2 separate regions of the Homo sapiens genome follow, and region 2 is linked to region 1. A link is a loop called in an ENCODE intact Hi-C map of the cell type or tissue named here. Cell type or tissue: ovary. All regions are shown on one strand. Links, peaks and the distances in the headings refer to the core of each region. The heading gives the core; the rest is flanking DNA. Region 1 has its middle 6.6 kb from the start of MGP. Region 2 overlaps ARHGDIB (Rho GDP dissociation inhibitor beta).

What was found. Peaks named below come from ENCODE experiments on the same cell type or tissue, not always from the same donor. Only the 100,000 strongest peaks of a DNase experiment are listed, where the experiment ranks them.
Region 2: a loop joins it to region 1, with 2.0 times the contacts of the local background. A loop is called at or near these places in 32 of 110 quality-filtered maps.

Annotation. Positions count from the first base shown.
Region 1 is chr12:14,889,799-14,895,183 of GRCh38, reverse strand. No RefSeq gene overlaps it. Among named protein-coding and RNA genes, the nearest start is that of MGP, 6.6 kb to the right of the region's middle. In ovary, for the core only: CTCF peaks have their summits at 1,736, 1,990 and 2,267 (motif pointing right); a DNase peak (open chromatin) is centred at 2,283; H3K27ac peaks cover 2,542 bases.
Region 2 is chr12:14,952,877-14,958,261 of GRCh38, reverse strand. The region is part of intron 1 of ARHGDIB (Rho GDP dissociation inhibitor beta); the gene reads left to right. Among named protein-coding and RNA genes, the nearest start is that of ARHGDIB, 6.0 kb to the left of the region's middle. RefSeq lists enhancers at 1,927-2,096, 5,316-5,385. In ovary, for the core only: no CTCF peak of the experiment used is centred there; no DNase peak of the experiment used is centred there.

The sequences.
Region 1 (5,385 bases), core at 263-5,262:
TAAAGAAATAAAAGTGCTAAGGGAGGCTGGGCATGGTGGCTCACGCCTGTAATCCCAGTACTTTGGGAGGCCAAGGCGGGCGGATCATCTGAGGTCAGGAGTTCGAGACCAGCCTGATCAAGATGGTGATCATCTCTACTAAAAATACAAAATTAGCTGGGCGTGGTGGCACATGTCTGTAATTCCAGCTACTCAGGAGGCTGAGGCAAGAGAATCACTTGAACCTGGGAGGTGGAGATTGCAATGAGCCAAGATTGCGCCATTGCACTCCAGCCTGGGAGACAGAGCAAAACTCCGTCTCAAAACAAACAAACAAACAAACAAACAAACCAAAAAACAGTGCTAAGGGAGTTTTTGAAGGGAGGAGAAATTACACCTGGTTGAGAAGCTTAAGTAAGACATCATGTAACAGGTGGTATTTGAGCTAAGCCTTAAAAGATACCCAACGGAAAGTTGGTATAGACAGAGACAGAGAGGCAGAAAAAGAGGATACTATAAAATGAGCAAATGTGTGATAGCAAACACTGAAGGGTGCGTCAGGAACAAGTTGCTCAGTTTGGCTTTAGAATTGGTTACATGAAGGGAAACAGTGAAAGAAATGAATGGGAAAGACAACTGGGAAGTAACAATTAATAAGCACCTACTACATCACAGACACCTGCTGGGTATTTTGCAAAGATTTCCTCATTAAATCTTTACAACAATTTACAAAAGAATTATCACTCACGTTACAGTGAAAAAATGACTTATTGAGGGTCACGTAATTAGTTAGACACTGTGATAATAATAATAATAGCTACTTTCATGGAATATTTACTATATGCCACCACTGGGCCAGCCAGGCCCTCACATGAATTATCTCATTTAATCCTCACTACAACTCTATAAGCTACTTTCCATTATTGCCCATATTTTATTAGATGACGAAAATGAGGATTTGAGAGACAGTAGGGATCATTCAGTGACAAATGGAGTGGGATTCACATGTTCTTTTCCACTCTCTCATTATGGCACCAGAGAATTTAGGATGCATGTGAATTTGAGAAGGATGTCAGCTTAATTCTGTAAGCAATGAGAAGCTGTTGTGTGTATTAATAAAAGATGACTAAGAGCCAGAGGCTAAGCTCAAAGAACTTGCTGTCTGGTAGAGGAGCAAGACAAACGAGCGTTCGTATCAGACTCTCATCCTTCCTAGTCCCTCACCCCAGCCCATATCCATTCCCCTGCCCTCCTATTGCTATCCCAAAACAGAGTAAGACCAAAAATTACATCTTGTTCCCTTCAGCTTATTGTCTCTTCCTTTTGATTCTATTCTTTTTCCCACTGGTTTATGGTTTACCAAAAGACAAAGAACCCCAGTGAAAACCCCTTTTATCCTCTCAACAAAATAAAAGTCTCTTTCAAAATTCCATAAAAGGCATGAAAAAAATTAGCATGGGATTATGAGAAAACAGGAAACACAGAGAGTGATAAATTAGAAGAATTGGAGTCAGAGCAAGGCCCCTGAGATTCAGACAAACTCTGGTTACAGGACCGCTTAAACAAACACCAGCAGGCGGGGTTGAAATAGATTTCCACAGTCAGCCCAGCCAACATTTCACTGCATTTTTTTCCATCAGGGAGAAATCAGATGTGGAAACAATCACTTATTTGACAGCCTGTTCTCTTCTTAGATTGATCAGCAAAGGCATTCCCTGTGATGTTCTCTCTCTCATGTTAACCTGGACATTTTTCCTCTGCGTCCTGTCTAAACTTCCTTTTCTGAATTTCATCCCATTTCCATGGTTTGTAATGACTAGGCGATGGGACAAAGAGGAGTTGCTCAGTTGCTGATCCCTTCCACGAGGAGGAGGGCTTTCTCTCACTGACCAAATCCTGGCTGAAAAGATTGACTTTCTTCTCCTAAGGATTTCAAAGTGTATCAGCATCCAACTCGAATGAATCAAGTTATTTGACTACAACTGGGAAACAACAGCAGACATGGCCTATTGGCAGGCAGTTATTTGAATGAAGCTTTTAAAAGGCATCTTGCTAGTGGTTTGTTGGCTGAGGGATGGACATCCAAACACCAATCAGCCCTAGAAACTCTTGCAAAATTGCATTAAGAACAAAGTGTTCCTTCAAACACTGAATTATATAATTTCTCTATCGTGTTTATTCATTTCAAGGATGAAATAATTTAGAAGCACAAAATTGTACAGGTCTATTCCAGCTCTTCTGTTTAAAAAGGCAAATGGCTTGCTCAACAGTAACGCAGCCATTGGGTGGCAGTGTCAGAACTACACTGAGCATCAGCCAGTTCCACAGTTCCCACTGGACAAGGCCTTGCTGAGTCAATCCCTTCCATGTTTTGCATTCTCTCCTCTGCTTTGGTTTTCAACAATCTATTCCCTCGTTATTGGGAAGAAGTGGAAGTAACACTAGACCAGTGGAGTTGAACCTATTTTTTGAAATAATATTGTGTGTGCATGTACTCCACAGCATTAAAAGTATGTAGGCCATTAAGCTAGGAGCTCGGCAGGTATTGCCTTATTTAATTCATCTAATGGTCCTCTGAGTTAGAGTCCTCTAACACTTAGTGAGCATCTAGTATGTTGCAGACACTTATAATCCCTACCTGTGTCACTGAGGCTCAGGAGCTTAAACAGCGTATCAAATGCCACACACAGAGTAAGCAGTAGAGGCCATGCACAGTGGCTCACATCTGTAATCCCAGCATTTTGGGAGGCCGAGGCAGGCAGATCACTTGAGGCCAGGAGTTTGAGACCAGCCTGGCCAACGTGGTGAAACCCCGTCTCTACTAAAAATAAAAAAAAATTAGCTGGGCATGGTGGCATGAGCCTGTAGTCCCAGCTACTCAGCAGGCTGAAGCAGGAGAATCACTTGAACCTGGGAGGTAGAGGTTGCAAGGAGCTGAGATTGTGCCACTGCACTCCAGCCTTGGCGACAGAGCAAGACTCGATCTCAAAATTTAAAAAAAAAAAAAGAAAAGGAAAAGCAGCAGAGCTAGAAGTCAAATCCAGGCTTTCTTATCCTAAAAACTACATCCTTTGGCCAGCTTCTACAGAGCCTGTCTTTAGAGTCCTATCAAGGTTTTGTAACGATTGTTTGTTAGAGTAGCTACCAAAAGTATGGAGAGAATATCTAGATGAAGTGCAGCTCGGGAATGCTCACTCCCCTCCACCATCTGCTTTTTTGTTGTTGTTATTGTTTTGAGAGAGCGACAGAACAGATGAAATGGGTACGGGCTGGAATATGGAAGGAACATGGTAGATTTGACTCATGCAACTACCAGATATTCTTCTAGTTAATTTATTACCTAAACTTAAAATCACCCTAAAAAAGATTTAAATTTCCATTTCAAGGAAGCACCCTTAGGTTAGACATGGGGTCCATTCAGATGCATACCTCTGACTGAAGGATTGCAAAGACAGCATATTTTCATTTCTCATGTCAACTTTAAAAGTTATCATCGACTAGTTTTAACTTCATTTGGTAACGAATGTTATGTTTACTTAACTTTTAAAAATTATTCTCTGTTGTTTAAAGCTTTACTTCTATCTTCCCTAAAACTACTTCTTTTAACTCATACCAGTGCTATCAAGTTCTTGGGTACTGTGATTTGGTGAATTAAGCTATCTTTCTCCCTACTCCCTTCATGTCTTCACAAGTGGTAAATATAATCCCACTCTGCTTCCATCTCACTCCTAGAGACATCATGTCATTGTTCTTGTATCCCCTCTCCTCACCAATCCTACCTTTAGGATCCTGTTTCTGCCAGTCACCAATAACCCCTGCAATTCTTGCAAGTTACTTGGCTCCATTTCTTGGGGTTGTAAATGTCTTGAATATAAAAAGGAGTGTTTTTACTTTGGTGATTTGGAATAATGAAAGGAGATTACGAGGATATCCCAAAGTGTGGGATGACAGCAGAATAGATATAAAAGGGTGCCTTCTTTTCCAGCTGAGACCATGGTACTGCAGGAGAAATTCCTCGGACTTTGTCTTGATTGCACCTCATCCAGAAAAGGCAGCCAGAGTCTAATGAGTAAATAGCCAGCCTTTAGTCAAGACATCTTCATCTTTAGTCAAGACAGGAGACATAGAACCTGCTCTCTATTTTGCTTTGAGTTGACAGAGCATTCTATAAATTAAGCTGAGATTTCCAGTTTTCTGGGGGTGGGGACGGGGGCGGTGGTCTAAGTAACTATAGAAATTGGCCTTGTGCACTGGGAGACGACATTCTTAATATGTCAGATACACCAAACCAGAGCAAGTGTCAGATGACAGCAAACATCGGCGTTCACAGACTGGATGAGACTTGGTGATTCCTGAAGGAAGCTGAAAGGTTTTGGAAAGTACCATATTTGAGTTGGAGCTTGTTTGGGCAGATGTTTAGTGTGCAGTGTACTGGAGAGAGAAACAGGGGACTTAGGATCCAATATTAAAACTATCCCTCTCTCCATTTTTATAAGTCATTTAACTCACTGGGCTTAAGTGTATGTAGACCTTTAATTTGTATTGCACTATTTTAAAGGATTTTGAGACAATTATCATTTTAAATGTGTATATCTTAATTTTGTGTAATTTTGTCTCTAGCTATGAAATTTGAAATTCAAGGAACCCTGTAAGACGCAATCACAAAATTATTTAAGCAGGTGTCAGAACCTGGAGGGATCTCACATGGTTGTATCATTATTAAAAACACACGATTTGACATCAAACAGTCCTGCGTTTTAATCCTGTCTTTGCCATTTAGTTGTTGTGTGATCTTGGATAAACTATTTTACCTCTTTGAGCTTCCATTTTCTTATATATGAGATGTGGGTCATTATACTTAGCTTATAGGATTATTAAGAGAAGTAAATAAAAAATAAAGAGTGACTATCAGAGCATCTAATATATAGCAAGCATTTGACATATGATAATAGCGCTTGGATAGATGTATAATTTTTATTTGATATTTGCTATCTTATTTAAAAATTGAAGCTTTTCTTAAGAAGGGTGGAGGAAATAATCGATAGGGGAGGAAAAGAAAAATCCCAGCCATTCCCAGCCAAAAGCTCTCCACCTCTCAGACTTCTCCACCTTTATTTTGTTTAATAATCAGGCACCTCCAACTTTCCCTGGAAGTTTCAGCCCATGAGTCCCCAGATGCTCCTCCCATGCCTGAGTTTGACAAACATTTATTCTTACTTAGTTCAACTAAGACAAATTAAGGAAAGGAAAGAAGGATTCTATCTGTGCCTAGGAAGTTATGTCAGTTAAAGAATCTGACACACAGAATCCTCTCAAGGGGCTTCCCTTAAAAGAAAAGAACTAAGAGCATGGCACTGTCCCACGACATTGGCTGGGCTTCTGTCTCCTAGTTCATTGTTCTTTGAT
Region 2 (5,385 bases), core at 159-5,158, 63 kb before region 1:
GGATTCCTCCATGTCACCAGGGACAGGGGCGGTGGGGAGAGGGTGGAATCCCGAACCAAGAAGGCTTCTGGTGTCCTGAGAGACAAATTTGCAATCCCGTAATACACCAAATTGCCAGGCAAGCAGCACAGCACATTCAAATCCTTGACTAGCTCTGAAATGTCAACAGTGTTTTAGAGATGGCCTGACTCTCCAGACCTGCACTAGACCCACAGCCCGATTTGGGGGAAGTCAGACATATCCTAGTCAGCAGGGAAAGTGGAGGTAGCAGGAGTTACAGAGAATGCTGATGCTCACATAGGAACTTCTCTGATAGAAATCCCCTACTTCTGGTATTTCCACTTTTCTCTCTCTCTTCCCTCTCTCTCTTTCTCCCTTCTCCCTCCTCTCTCTCTCCTCTTTCTCTCTCCCTCTTTCCCCTCTTCCTTCTCTCTCTCTCATCGCTATCTCTTCTACCTAATACATTAATATCCATGGCCTGTGTGTCTAGATGCATAATCCAGCACAATTTTGCAGATCCAGCTTTGGGCCGTGAGTTAAGTCTCTGTGGTATTTTGCTCCAGAGCCAGAGGGAATTCTCTTCATTAGCTGTGCCTGTGTTCACTGACATTTCTCATCATTCGCAGAGTGACCTCTGGCTTCAATGAAGACAGGGAGCAATAAATAAAACCTAAAATTAAATTGTTTACATGAAAGTTTTTAAAAGAAATATAATATAGTCTCATTTTAAGGTTGATTCAGTTTTTAAACAATCCTTTCAATTCCCCAGAACTTCTTATCTCTTTAATACTCCTCAAAGACAAAAATCTATTTTTAAGGAGGAAGGAGTGGGGACATAGCTCCCATCCAGGGGAAAGTATTTGGTGTGGAAACAGTTACCTAGCTTCAGTGAAGCTTTGCAACAAAGCAGACCACACTGGGGCAGGGAAGGAAGAAGAGGAAGGGAACAAATATTCACGGAACATCTATTCTTGACCAGTATAGTCCTATAATTTTTCATGTGTTTTCTCCAATCTTTCAACCCCGTAAAAAAGAATATCCCCATTTTAGTGGTGATAAAACTGAGGCTCAGTGAAATTAGCAACTTGATTGAGTCCTGTCATAATGCAGAGCCTGGTTTTGAATCCCTGGTCCATCTGACTCAATCTATGTTCTATGAGACATGAAAGTCACCTTTCTCTGAATTACCCAGGTAATTTGTTTAATCTAAACTCAGGAGTTCTACCTTTTCTTGTCCTCAGTTCATTTAGAGCTGCATTAATGAAACAGATGATGCTCTATCCTGACATGGGTGTAAATTTTTAAGTGTAATTCACTTTCAAAGTCTTGGAAATTTCACTGAATTTGCAAGCAAAAACATTGATGTGTGCTATGTCATATGCATGCTGTGAGTAACCATCCTAATTTAATTCGACATTTTAATTGAGCCTGAGAAGATTAAGTCCCCATCTCAGCACATCTAATGCTTGCCAGTGCTTTGCTGAGTAGCAAACATGAGGATGTGAGGCCTCCAATGTGAAAGTTAATCTGTATGCGCATCTGTGAAGCAGAAAATACAGAAAACTAGAGTAGCAAGCCTGTGTGAAAAAATGATATGTGCTTTGGGGCCTAATAAATGGGGTCCACATTAACCTGGTTAAACATATAACTGTTCATTCTCCATTTCATTTTTCCTGTGCAAAGGACCAAAGTCAAAAATAAGCAAAACTCAGCTCTGCCCTTTGTAGAATAGGGGATGAGCAGCTGAGGAAGGTGAGGAAAGCCCATCCAGAAGATTCTATGCTGATGGGCTGAGTCCTCCCCAATCTCCCTTTTACTTCCTCTTTTCTTTTCTCATTTCACAAGCTTCTTTAAATTAGGGAGCATTTGAGTCATTAAATTAAGAAGGGGCCTCAGAGATCCTCTCATGCCACGGCTTCTTTTTGCAGAGGATGAAACTGGGGCCCAGTGAGGTTAAGCAACTTGCAGGAGGTAACGCAGGAACCGAGTTGCGCTGAAACATCGTTATCTGACACTTCCCTGCTTTGTTAAAGCTGTCTCTGCAGAGCTTGCAAAGAAGCATTTACCTCTGCTTGTGCACCTCCAGGTAGATTCCCAAGATGACTAACAAACTCTAATTTTATTATAACTTCTTAAAGATGACTGAAGCAATAAAGCATAGTGCCTAAAAGTCAGACAACCTGGGCGCAGACATTAATTCTGCCTACCACGTGGTATGTCTTCTTAGGCAAGTTACTTAACGTGAACTTTAGTTTCCTGGTCTGGAAAAGAGAATGATGATGCCAACAAAGTTACTGTAAGAACTAAATGAGATAATCCTCTAGAAAGCACTTAGCACTACATGTGATAACTATTATAATTTGTATTAATAATATCAATATTATCAATAGGAAAATCAGTTGTCCTTTAGATGATGGGATTGGAAAACAGTCTGTAGAATTTTCATAAAATTCCTATTCTCATTTCAACACACATCCATAAAATAGGAGGATAAAAAGAGAAAATTGTTGTTTGTGGTTAAATATGCACACAGATAATTTGAGAAATCATTGTCAAACTGTATATGCCATTTATGGCTGGGGCTTCGGGAGAAACTGAGGTTACCCAGAAATAACGTTAAAAATGCAGTACAATGCTTAATAATATTGTATTGTACTTGAGTTTTGCTGAAGAGTAGATTTTAGGTGCTCTTGCCACACACAAAAAAAAGTGGGTGAGATGATGGATATGTTAATTTGCTTGACTATAGTAACCTTTTCACTATCTATGTATCCCAGACATATTTTACATCTTAAATATATACAATAAATACTTTTTAAGAAATTGATTCATAGGAGGTATTTATGTATTCCCGATATCAATCTCTTGTTAATACATGCATTGCGAATGTCTCATTTTTAGAATCCAGACCATTACTCTTTTCACTGTCTATAGGGTGATATTAGGAAAGGAATTTTAAATGCTTGTGTAATTGAAATATTTAATATTTTCTTCTATGTCTTAGTTTTTGCACTTGTAAAATGTAATTGTGCCTACCTCACAACATTGCGATGACTGAATGAAATAATGCATGCCAAGCACTTATCCCGTACTAACTGAGTTTTTGGCTCACAAGTGTTCAGTAACAATTTGCTATTACTATTATGGTACCCTTTATTATGCAAAGACCTGTTCAGTGAAAGAAAAATAATTTTATGTCTGGGAGAAAAATAAGTAAAATAAAATAAAATAAAATATGCAGCATCTGTTGGGGATTCACATACATTTTATTTTTTAATTTTTAAATTTCCTTTTAAAGATGAATTTTATTGCATATATTTAAGGTATACAACATAATGTTTAGGGACACACATCGATAGTAAAAATGTTAGTGAAGCAAATCAACATATCCATCATCTCACGTAGTTACCCTTTTTTTGTTTCTGTGCCAAGAGCAGCTAATGTCTACTCACTTAGCATGGGGATTCACATACATTTTAAATAACAAAACACAGACAGATATTCTCTCATATTCACAGGTGAAATAAGGTAACTGAATGGTAACTTAGCTGACCCATGACTGCAGGTCAGGAGAAATATGCGGAGGCCTTAGAAAAGTAATCATCTAAAGATGATGTGCTCTAATCCCTCATCCCCCAAGATGAGGAAACTCAGATCCGCAGTGGTTGCAACATTCAGTTAACAGGGGAAAAGCTAGTTAGTAGGAAAGCCAGAACCCAAACCCAGGCATGCATAACAAGGCCTAGTTCAATGAAGAGAGCATTATCCAAAATCAAACGGAATGACCACGGAATTCTCCTAAGGGTCTACTTCCTGCACCCATGTGCACCTGGGCTTCTCTGCCAGGCTTTGTGGTCATGCGCCCTCAGACACAGGTGTCACCTGATATCTTCTGCTTCAATATATTCAACACTTTGAGCAGGTGGACATGACTCTCAGCTTGAGACTAAGTTGTGTCAATGATCTGGTGGAGCTCCAGGAAAAAGCAAGCTTCTGCCCAGGCACCTGTAATCCCAGCACTTTGGGAGGCCAAGGCGGGTGGATCTCTTGAGCTCAGGTGTTCAAGACCAGCCTGGGCAAAATGGGGAAACCCTATCTCAACCATAACTACAAAAAATTAGCCAGGCAGGTGGCATGTGCCCGTAGTCCCAGCTACTCAGAAGGCTGAGGCAAGACAATTGCTTGAGTCCAGGAGGCAGAGGTTGTAGTGAGCCAAGATAGAGCCACTGTACTCCAGCCTGGGTGACAGAGTAAAACTATGCCTCAAAAAAAGAAGGAAAGAAGAAAGGAAGGAAGGAAGGAAGGAAAGAAGAAAGGAAGGAAGGAAGGAAGGAAAGAAGGGAGAGAGAGAGAGAAAGAAAGAAGGGAGAGAGAGAGACAAAGAAAGAAAGGGAGAAAGAGAGAAAGAGAGAGAAAGAGAAAGAGAGAGAGAGAGAGAGAGAGCAAGCAAAAGCAAAAAAGCAACCTTCCTCTGTAACACTCCACTCTCTGCTTCATGCTTCCATAGTTTTGAGGTTATGTTCCTAATCTGGAGATCTTGAACCCAAATAAGTCTATAAAGGACTTCAGGGGTCCACAAACCCCTGGATCATATGCACAATGTCATGGGTTTATCTGTTTTTTTTTTCCTTGAGATAATTACCATAATGTTTATCAGATTTTTAAAAAAGAGACCTGTAATCTCCAAAAAAAATAAGAAATCAACCAAACCAGGTGGGCCCTTTTGGTATAGTTAGATTGCCCAACTTCCAGCCTCTTCTCTACTCTGAAGAGTAATTTAAACATCAGTATGGCTGAAGTACAGTGTCTTGTAAACAGTGGGTGCTCACCAAATAATCATGACCCTAATTTTACTTTAAAAGGCTTTCTCTGAGAACTGCTCTTCCAGTCCTTTATTTGTTGTATTATTACTCTTTCTAATCAGCTTTCTAGAATGAGCTAGTTTGGGATCACCTGGTCTCATATCTCTTTTTCTTATGCTATAATTAAACCAAATGATTTTAATGTGGCCCTGAATTTCCCCCTTTTGACTGCAACAAAATTTTGTACAGAAATCCCACAGTATCCTCCACTCTTTAATGTCTAGGTAAATTTGTGTCTCTTTTTATGAAACAATTGTTATATCTGTTTGCAATGAATCGAGAAAATGTAGAACATAAGCCTCAGATTTACTGATGAGAAGATCAAGACCTATATGTTAGATAAATGGACATGCCAATGGTCATACTGTTAGAAGGTGGCAAATCTTGTCCTATACCTAATCCCTCTCTCGCTCTCTTTCTCTTTCTCTCTCTTTCTCTTTTCAACATTGAGATTTGAGCCTGCATAGTTGCAATTTCCTGGAGGTTATTGAAATCATCTTGAGCCAGTGACTGGATGTAATGT